Regions from separate parts of the Homo sapiens genome. Here region 2 is linked to region 1. Evidence: chromatin contacts called from ENCODE Hi-C or POLR2A ChIA-PET data. All regions are on one chromosome and are shown on one strand. Each heading gives the region's core, a stretch centred on a gene start or an enhancer-like site at or near the end of the contact. The rest is flanking DNA. Distances are from core to core; before and after follow the strand shown.

What was found. Hi-C counts contacts between places; a loop is a spot of excess contacts on that map. ChIA-PET counts read pairs that join two places held with the same protein, here RNA polymerase II (POLR2A). Pooled maps may share reads with other maps.
Region 2: a map of natural killer cell shows a loop between it and region 1 (7-fold over the local background). The contact joins two enhancer-like sites. A Hi-C loop is called at or near these places in 1 of 168 maps with a recorded cell type or tissue (natural killer cell) and 5 of 50 pooled maps. POLR2A ChIA-PET finds 5 or more read pairs at or near these places in 9 of 52 experiments (CD8-positive, alpha-beta memory T cell, MCF 10A, T-cell and 5 more).

Annotation. Positions count from the first base shown.
Region 1 is chr15:85,540,981-85,546,405 of GRCh38, reverse strand. It overlaps AKAP13 (A-kinase anchoring protein 13), which reads right to left. Exons shown (of 37, transcript NM_007200.5): 5 at 2,451-2,634. Among named protein-coding and RNA genes, the nearest start is that of AKAP13, 160 kb to the right of the region's middle. Within about 2 kb of position 2,570, at least 23 of the 41 ENCODE cell types and tissues checked have a DNase peak (open chromatin) inside an H3K27ac peak, as active enhancers do; they include natural killer cell, where a contact is called at or near this core.
Region 2 is chr15:85,646,611-85,651,238 of GRCh38, reverse strand. All of the region lies in intron 10 of AKAP13 (A-kinase anchoring protein 13), which reads right to left. Among named protein-coding and RNA genes, the nearest start is that of LINC02883, 110 kb to the left of the region's middle. Within about 2 kb of position 1,683, at least 9 of the 41 ENCODE cell types and tissues checked have a DNase peak (open chromatin) inside an H3K27ac peak, as active enhancers do; they include natural killer cell, where a contact is called at or near this core.

The DNA of each region.
Region 1 (5,425 bases), core at 1,321-3,820:
GTCCATTTATCTGTGATGGACATCTAGGTTGTTTACACTTTTGGCTGTGTGTGTGTGTGTGTGTGTGTGTGTGTGTGTGTGTGTTTGGTAACAACAATTATATAAATTTATTTATGGGGTACAGTGTGATGTTTTAATCTATGTATATACCATAGAAAGATAAAATCAACCTAAGTAACATATCCATCATCTCAGCTACTTATTTTTTTGTGGTGAGAAATACATTCTTTTTTAGCAATTTTGAAGTACGTATTGTTTTTCTGACACGTTACAACATGGGTGAACCTTGAGGACATTAGCTATGTAAAAGACAGACACAGAAAGACAAATGTTGCATGATTTCACTTATATGAGGTACCTAGAATGGGCAAATTCTTAGAGACAGAAAGGAGAACAGAGGTTATCAGGGGCTGGAGAAAAGGAAGTTCAGTTTGGGTGATGACAAAGTTCTGGAAATAATAGTGGTGATGGTTACGTAACTCTGTGAGTGTTGTGATGGTACTGAATGCTACTGAATGCTGTCCCTAAAATTTACTATTTTAACCATTTTTACGTTATGTATATAGGAAAAGAAAGGGGAAGGAAAGGAGAAAAGAAAACCAATAACAAAATGATCATTCTTGATTCTTTAACAACTGAAATTCTACCAAATTCTACTAGAATCACTCTCACACTGAGTGATTTGGGACAATCGCCCCCTTTCCATTTTTTAATCGCTAATTATGACTCAGAACTTTTTCTAAGCTTCACAACAGTAACATCCCAGAATTCAAGTTAAGAGCTAGATCTGCAGCAAGGTGCTCATCCTCTCCTATCAGGGTCCTCTATTGGTGATTTCTCAGGTTGGTTTTCCCTTACCAATCTCCCTTCAAAAGGAGGTAAGTGGCTTTCCCACATGTAACAGAAGTAGTACTTTTAAAGTAAGCAAAAAAAAGTCAAAGAACAAACACACTCTAGTTTCCTTAAAGCTGTGCTGCAATAACAGTCTTGTGACATCCCCTCCAAGGATATAATGAAGCTGTTGTAATCACTTTATTTCCCCATTTGGATGGCAGTCCTTAACCAACTCTGCTTCCCAGCAAAAATCAAATTTAGAGGAAATGCATTTGAACTTCACAATAGTTATGCAGAGTTAACTGTTTCAACTTCTGAAACAAGGCCTCTCTTCCTGAGGCCATGAGGCTAACCGTAGAATGAATCCAATCATTGGCCAGATGGGAAGTGTGAAGGAGTAGAATGTATCACTCCCTGGAATACTGTCTTAGGAGAGCTCAGGTATCCAAAGCTCATTTGAGATAAGTGCCCCTCCTACCACCACTGTATCTGTAGCACCCATCAGAAAGCTTTCTGCAAAGAACTGTCTGTCTAGCGTGATGGGGAAAGGTATAAGCCTGGCAAGTGAATCAAGAAAAAGCTGTTTACATAACCGTAAGTAGCACTACATTCTGAGGTCTCTTTTTGGTCCTTCCAGACTATATACACAGTTAAAAATGGTAAAACATAAAGCACAACTAAATTAAATCTGGCATGAGCAAAATATCTGAGAATTTGCTAATACTGACTCAATTTGCACAGGTCCCTCAATTGCTAAAGAACATAGATCCAATGGGTTTATACTTGTTCAGATAATGTGGTGGAAAAGATAATGATGATAACCACAAAACTAATAAAAATGTATTAAACAACAGAAACTATTCTTGAAACTTCTTTATATAAACATTCCAATAAAAACTTTTGGCTGCTCTAGTGTGTTTATTTCTTTATTTATACAAGAATAAAAGAGCGCTCTTCAAATGTTTTGACTAACAACCTTCCTCTAGAGAACTCTTTAAAGAGTCAGGACATATAATAATTGAGCCCAAAAACAGACAGGATTTCCTACTGCACATTTCCAGGACAATTCAGTTGCTTTTTATTGCTGTTCATATGAAGAAACCACTGCTCTCAAATTTTATTCACAGAAATTACATTCAATCCAAAACTTAATTGTTTACAATATTTTCTGTATGCAATTATAATATGGAAGTACTGGTTTCTAATTAACTCTTTCAAGTCTTAAAGACATACCAGAAAAAAATATATGATATAGGAAATCTGTTTCCTCTTGTACTAAACCAGGATAAACTGTATACATTGGTAATGTTATGCTACCTCCACAGACAAGGCTCATTCTGACTTTTGAGTAAAATAGTAAAATATAAGAGATAAGAATTGAAGAAGGCAGGCAGGCAGACGAGAGAGAAAATGGTTAACACGACTTACGTTTCTCTCTCAGACAATGAAGTGGTTAGCAGGAGCAAGCTTACAAACCTCCAGCAGAAGGCAAGATACAGAGCTGAGGTTTTAATTTGCGGCAAACACACAATGAGATGCCAAGTGGGTGGTACTCCTATGAATCGGGGGTGGGGCTGGGGATGAGAGGAGGGAAATAAGGCAGAAGGAGCACTTACTCGGTTAGAAGCTGGTGCAGCTTGTGATAGCCTCGCTCCAAGGCCAAGCTCACAGGCGTCGCCCCTTCCTGGTTGTGGATACTGAGAGCTCCGCGGCCACCTGGCTTCTGCAACAGGAACCACGTCAACCTCAGCAGTCCCAGCCGCACAGCAAAATGCATCAATGTCTCTCGCGGGCCAGCATCTGTAAATGGGGGAGAAAATGAACGTAAGTGAGGAAAATATAAAAACAAAAAACAAACAAACATAAAGACAAGTTATGTAAACACCACTGCCTCCAAGTGCCTAAGATTGTAAAGTTAAGCTACAACATACAGTGTGAACAGCTTTATTGTGGCCAGGTAGAATCAGCCCTCAAGTAAAGGCAAAACAAAGCTACAAAAGCATAGAAAGTATAGGAAGCAAAATCTTCAATCGAACACAGTCCTGCAAAAGAGAATCAGGACATTTCTATATTCTGACTTAATACACAGTGTTTGTTCAACCAATTTCACAGGCAGGCATATAAAGGCGACCCATACACACGTTCTTTTACTCAAATAATAATAACAGAAGCAAATGCAGCCCCACAACATGAGGTCCAAGAGGGAATAGCTGTTGGGACTTAAATGGGTGTATCATAAATGGTATAATTACTTTTTAAAAGAACACCCAGACAGGAGTTGGCTAGTTAAACACTAAAAACAGGTTCTGCTTGTTCAGTACACATGGGTCTTTTTATTCCTACACAATAAGGGCAAATCAAATTTCTGGCACTGCCAGCTTTATTTATTTGTTTAATGAGAGGAAGAAATGCATCTCCTGGCACAATAAGGAAGACTAACTCTAAGACAATCCACTAATAACTGCAGAAAGGAAAACGTTTATTTAACTTGAAATAAAGGCTCCCTCTTAGTAAAGTGAGTCACTCTGAAAGTGACAGAATGAGGAAGGGCTTGTAGTTAGACAAATCAGGGTTCGAATCTGGCATTTACCATCTGTGTGACCAAGCGTGATTCATGTAACATCTCTGAACTTCACTTTCTTCATCCCTAAAGTGAGATACCAACACCTCACTCACAGAGGTGTAACAAATGAGAAGAGGTAGATGAAATGCTAGTATTATGACTGGCTGTAGTAGACATTCATTAAATCCCAGTTCCTCTCTGTTTCCCGGCTCTCTTCACTGTCCTCTTGGACATCAAATTACATTCAAGGTTCACTAGCAATACTCTCTTCCTTCAGCAGTCCTCAGTGCCCAACCTAGGATGACAGGAGCTGAGGTCTTTGCAGGGATGCCACATATAGCCCCACAAGGCTGTACTACACTTAACTCCAGGGAGCTGGGAATGGCACCCTGAAGTTGTGCCTGCCTCAGCTTAGCTATCATCTCTTTCTTCATGGCCTCCCACGGGTCTAAACTTCTTCACTAAGCACTCGGACTTTTTGGACCCCAGTGGTTTTCTCCTTACTGTGAAGTCCTCAAATGCTTCTATACGTGAATATCACAAAGGAATGAACAGATTTTTGAAGCTGTGATTTTACACTGAATTACACTGTTTCCAAATGTCATCTGTGTATTAGTCTGGTATCCCTATTTCCAAGGTAAATTTCCTTGGAAGCACAATTTTTCATATTGTATATTTTCCCTACAGAACTGTATATGCATAGACCAATTCAGGATTTAAAGGGTGTTTAACCAGAGGCACATGGCTGGAAAGATTATGCCCCAGAAGCAACAACTACATGTGCAGGTACAAATTTTAATAATCAACACCTCTGCGCAGATGGCAAGGCCAGACAAAAGGACAAATAGAATCCTCACAAAAGATCAAATAGCACCATCTAACTTTTGCCTTACAGTTGTTCTGACATCCTTATCAAGAACAAAGAGCTAATGAGGCACTAACTAGGAAATACCTGATTCTTTAGAGGCTAGTTATTTCCAACCTTGAAGCAGCTGTCTCTTTACCACCCTCCCACAACCACTCTTCTGATTTGTTATTTGTTCTGAGTCAGCTCAGCATTTCAGTAGAAATCCCAATACTACAGCCACACGCCTGCTCAGAAGCTGATGCCCTGACTTCTGCACTACATCCTCTCTCAATTTCTGAAAGTCTTAGCAACTGGTACCACATCTGCTTTTGTGTAGACCCTTTCTGAGGATAACAGATTAGGAGAAAACAATGTAGTGCTATGCACCATGCACTGGGCTAGGCAGTTTATGTCAACTTTTTCCATTCTATCTTCTCAGTAACCCTATGAGGTCTGGTTATCTTCATTGTGCAAATGAAGGCAGATTCATAGAATTAATAGCTTGCCCACAGTCAGATCAGGATTTAAAATCAAAAGTTCTTCTGTCTTGCATTAAACAAACAAACAAACAAAAAACCTTTTCCATTACTCCACCCTGTTTCTTTTTGCTAGGAAATAAAACCACAAATACAAAAACAAGCAATCATACAAGCAAGCTAAACTAATGTGGTTTAAAAAGCACCTTTTTATGTTTTCTTCCAACATTTTATTAACTTTTCCAACATACACATAGTTCAAAGAATCACACAGCAAATAGCCAGACACTCACTCAACAACCTAGATCCTACAATTAATGTTTTTCTATATTTGCCTTATCACATATATATCCAACGATTCTTCCTTCTATTTCCCCATCGATCCACCTTATTTTTATGCATTTCAAAATAACTTGAAGATATCAGTCCACTTCACCCCAAAATACTTCAGCATGCATATAATTAACTAGCATTCAATATGTAGTTACAATTTTAGGTGATTTATATACAATGAAATACATATGGTATAGTATACCCATTTGATAAATTTTGACAAATGCATATACACGTGAACCCAAATCTGTACCAACATATAGAAAATTACCAATATCCAAAAAAGTTCTTTTGTGCCACTTTCCAGTTAATCCTCTCCTCCTCATTCAGAGTTAACCATTGTTCTGAATTTTTCACCTACATTAGTTTTGC
Region 2 (4,628 bases), core at 434-2,933, 110 kb before region 1:
TATATGCCTCAATATATTCTTAATAAAATGTTGGGAAAAATGCCTGATTGGCTTTCTTAGCCAGAGTTACATTATACAGGTATGGATACGTAAGTATATACAGAGGTATAAACATTATAAACATAAAATTACAAAACTGCTGCATACTTTATATCTTATTACTATACTTGAAGAAATCATGCTTAATATTGCCAAAATACTAGTCCTTTAATCTCCATTTATTCCCAAACATTTATTATTATTATTTGTAATGATACACAAGGCACTCTACTATGTGCCTTGGAAAATAATGGCTCACATTTTAAACACCTAACACATGCCAACCATTTAATCCATTTATGTTCAATATTTTAAGAAAAGTACCTGATTACAAGCATTACCACTGGTTCACAGTTTTAAGTTTTTAATAATTTCAGCACTTGTGCACAGGCAATTGCAGTTTTTGTTGTTTTTTTTTTTTTTTTTTTTTTTTTTTTTTTTTTTGAGATGGAGTCTCACTCTGTTGCCCAGGCTGGAGTATGGTGGCACAATCTCAGCTCACTGCAACCTCCACCTCCCAGGTTCGAATGATTCTCCTGCCTCAGCCTCCTGAGTAGCTGGGATTACAGGCGCCTGCCACCACGCCCAGCTAATTTTTGTATTTTTAATAGAGATGGGGTTTCACCATGTTGGCCAGGCTGGTCTCGAACTCCTGACCTCCAGTGATCCGCCTGCCTCGGCCTCTCAAAGGCATGAGCCACCACGCCCAGCCGCAATTGTCATTTTCTTAATTAGGATTCTGTAAATACATTTACTTTTATTTATTTTTAAGACAGCATCTCCCTCTGTTGCCCAGGCTGGAGTGCAGTTGCACAATCACAGCTCATTGCAGCCTTGAACTTCAAGGCTCAAGTGATCCTCTCGCCTCTGCCTCCCAAGTAGCTGGGACTACAGACGTGTGCCACCATGCCTGGCTAATTTTTAAATTTTTTACTGGAGACAGGTTCTCACTATGTTGCCCAGGCTGGTGTCAATCTCCTGGACTCAAGCAGTCCTCCCACTTCAGCCTCCCGAAGTGTTGGGATTACAAGTGTGAACCAGCATGCCTGGCTTACATTTATTTTTATCTCAAAAAGGTTTATTGTTTTTTTTTAAGTAATTTTTTGGCTTGGGGATCAAGGACCTGAGAAAAACTACAACACATGAAAGAAGGATGTTCCCTTTAGGTTTTGTATCTTATATAAGTCATTCTGATTTTTTTAAATCAATTGTAGATACATCTGCTAACCTGGGGAAGAAAAATAACATGGAAGGACCTTGATTTACCTCTCTTTGGGAAGACAGGCAGCAACTATTAATATTTCCTGTAGACTTTAATTATCCTTTTGGATAGTAGAGTGGCCTAGATCATGTATATTTTATAATCGTACTTTCTCTCTTAGCTAGTGCCAAAAAGAATCCTAGGATTTCTTTTCACTTTAAAAATAAAATCTAAATTTTATGCTATTGATTAAAGACCTTAGGAACCCACACATATTCATGAGAATAAACGTGAAGCTCATAACACTCACTAAAGAGTCATTTACCAGGAGGCATACTGAATGGAAAGACAGGGTTAAGGTGAAAAGGTCACGACAAACGTTACGGGCTGTTAAAGACCTCTGTGAGGCCAGAGACACAAATGGCTGCAGGAAGTGACCTCATGTACCACTCATGGTTCACAGAAAAAGATGTTGCAATGTCTCGCCTACAGATTATTTTTTAGAGATGGAGAAGAGGGTTAGAACCTGGGAACAAACTGCAAGACATTCTGATATTTTGCATAGCACACTCTGGGGGTGACCACTGAGGAAGACTTTTAAGGAAGCAGCTGATGGCCTATCTGCCAGTGCCACGCTTTTATTTAATCACTGGCTATTAGAGCAGGTTTGGGGAGGTTGAGAGTAAAATAAAAAATGAACAGATTTTAGAGTCAGGCCTAGATGCAAACCTCAAGTTGGCTGCTCACCCACTAAGTAATTCTGGATACATTTCTTTACCTATCAGTGCCTCTATTTCCTCAAGAGCATAAAACCACCCACTTGTCAGGGTTGCTGGGCAGACAAATTGAGATCAAATATTTTAAAAATTTAGTTCAGTACCTACTGTACAGTAAGTATCCTGTCAATATTAGTCTCTCTCCTTTTTGTAAGTCAGCCCTTGGTTTTATTAATGCTAGAGCAAACATTTATTGCAAAGCCTCTCCTGGTCACAGGCTACTTTGGTACAGCAAAAACACTAAGAGAAAAATCCTCCCCATCTCTTCTCAGGCCATGCAGACATTCTCAAGCATGCATGAGGAGGTGAAAGTGAAGCTACCATTTCTGGTTTTCCCTAAGCAGTCTAGTATAAAATGTAGGTGTTATTTATTTATTTATTTTTGAGACAGGGTCTTGCTCTGTCGCCCAGGCTGGAGTGCAGTGGTGCCATCACGGCTCACTGCAGCGTTAACCTCCTACACTTAAGTGATCTTCCCACCTCAGCCTCCTGAATAGCTGGGACCACAGGTGTGCACCACCATGTCTGGCTAATTTTGGTATTTTTTGTAGAGACAAGGTCCCATTATATTGGCCCAGGCTGATCTCAAACTCCTTGACTCAAGTGATCCTCCTGCCTTAGCCTCCCAAAATGCTAAGATCCACCACGCCTGGCCTCCTTCAACTTTTAAAAATTATATGTCTAATATTCTTGAAAAAAAAAATCTTCCAAATCTAGCACAGGCCATTTATATGAGCAATTTTGTAAATGGTTCTGGGAAAATAAGACGGCGAAATATAGAAAATTCTAATTCTCCTTAGCTAAGAAAACCATTCAATTAAGTGACCAGAAGTAACTCTGAGTCTGCAGAGATGGTAACATCCAGGCACAAGCTGTCATGCACCTAGGAGGTTGCAAGGAAGTATTTCTTAACAAAGACACTTCCATTTTTAAAAAACTTTTTACGTTAAAATTTTCAAACATATATAAATGTTTAACAAATCTCTGTATATCCATGACCTAGTTTCAATGATTATCAATGATCCCATTTTAAAGCTGGAACTTAGAGATACTATCTAATCTGTTTATCTCAGTATGTTTTTAGCGACACATATCTTCAGAATGGTATTCCCCTTGCGGGGAACAGAATTCCTTACAATTAAAACCTCGAAAGTCGCAGTGGAAATTACCTAAATTCTGATATTATTAAAAAAAAAATAAAATAACATAAAACTATTGATTTCTCTTTTCCTAAGTAAAGAGAAAGGCAGATCTTCTAAATGTGGAGTTTTTTTTGTTTTGTTTTTTGTTTTTTTGAGATGGAGTCTCGCTCTGTCGCCCAGGCTGGAGTGCAGTGGCACAATCTCGGCTCACTGCAAGCTCCGCCTCCCGGGTTCACGCCATTCTCCTGCCTCAGCCTCCCGAGTAGCTGGGACTACAGGTGCCCGCCACCACTATTTTTAGTAGAGATGGGGTTTCACCGTGTTAGCCAGGATGGTCTCGATCTCCTGACCTCATGATCAGCCCGCCTCAGCCTCCCAAAGTACTGGGATTACAGGCGTGAGCCATTGCGCCCGGTCCTAAATGTGGAGTTTTTACTTCATAGAATTTTTTGTCAAGTCACTATGAGTGACAATGATAGAAATCCTTAAGTTTGCATCATATTAAATAAGTCTTTCCAAAGACCTTGGGAAGACAATGAGTTCAAAAAAAAAAAAGTCAGGGAAGGCCAAAAATGAAAGGAAGGCACACAGGGTACATTCACAGAGGCACTGATATGCTCCTGATTCCCAAATCTTTAGGTCTCTTTTCTTGTAACTTCTATTTTATTTTATTTTTACTTTTGAGATGGAGTTTCACTCCTGTTGCCCAGGCTGCAGTGCAGTGGTGTGATCTCAGCTCACTTCAGCCTTCACCTCCTGGGTTCAAGCAATTCTCCTGCTTCAGCCTCCAGAGTAGCTGAGGTTACAGGCACGCGCCACCATGCCCAGCTAATTTTTTTGTATTTTTAGTAGAGACGGGTTTTCACCATTTCCAGGCTGGTCTCGAACTCCTGACCTCAAGTGATCTACCCGCCTTGGCCTCCCAAAGTGCTGGGATTACATGCATGAGCCACCACACCCGGCCTATTCTTGTAACTTCTACACAGCATCATTCACCATCTTGGACAACCTAATCACCCACTAACACAACTGCTCTCACCACTTCTCCGAGCTCATTATAAAACTAGAAGGAACCGTGTTGGTAGATGCAACAGTGTTTCCGCCTCTTCACCTCCTTACCATTAAGAAAACCACTTGTGGCATATAATTGAGTAGCATTTGCCATCTCTGCTGTGGGGAAAGCCCTCTATTCTTCTCAGGTGAGCAAAACAGAACTTGCTGCCACTAGAAACAAATATAAGCAAAAGAAAGCAAACTACCCCCATTCCCCACCTCCCTTAGGCAGCCTCCAATTATATGCAAATGTGAGCTGATTCATGTGGAAGGGCTCTATTGCAGAGATCTAGAAAGTTCCAATTAGGCAGGCTAGATGAGGATGAGTGATATGACCACACTCAGCAGGAAGCTTCAGGCCTAAACACATTAACCAGAAATGACTCTACAGCTGGTTTATAAATATGACATCATATA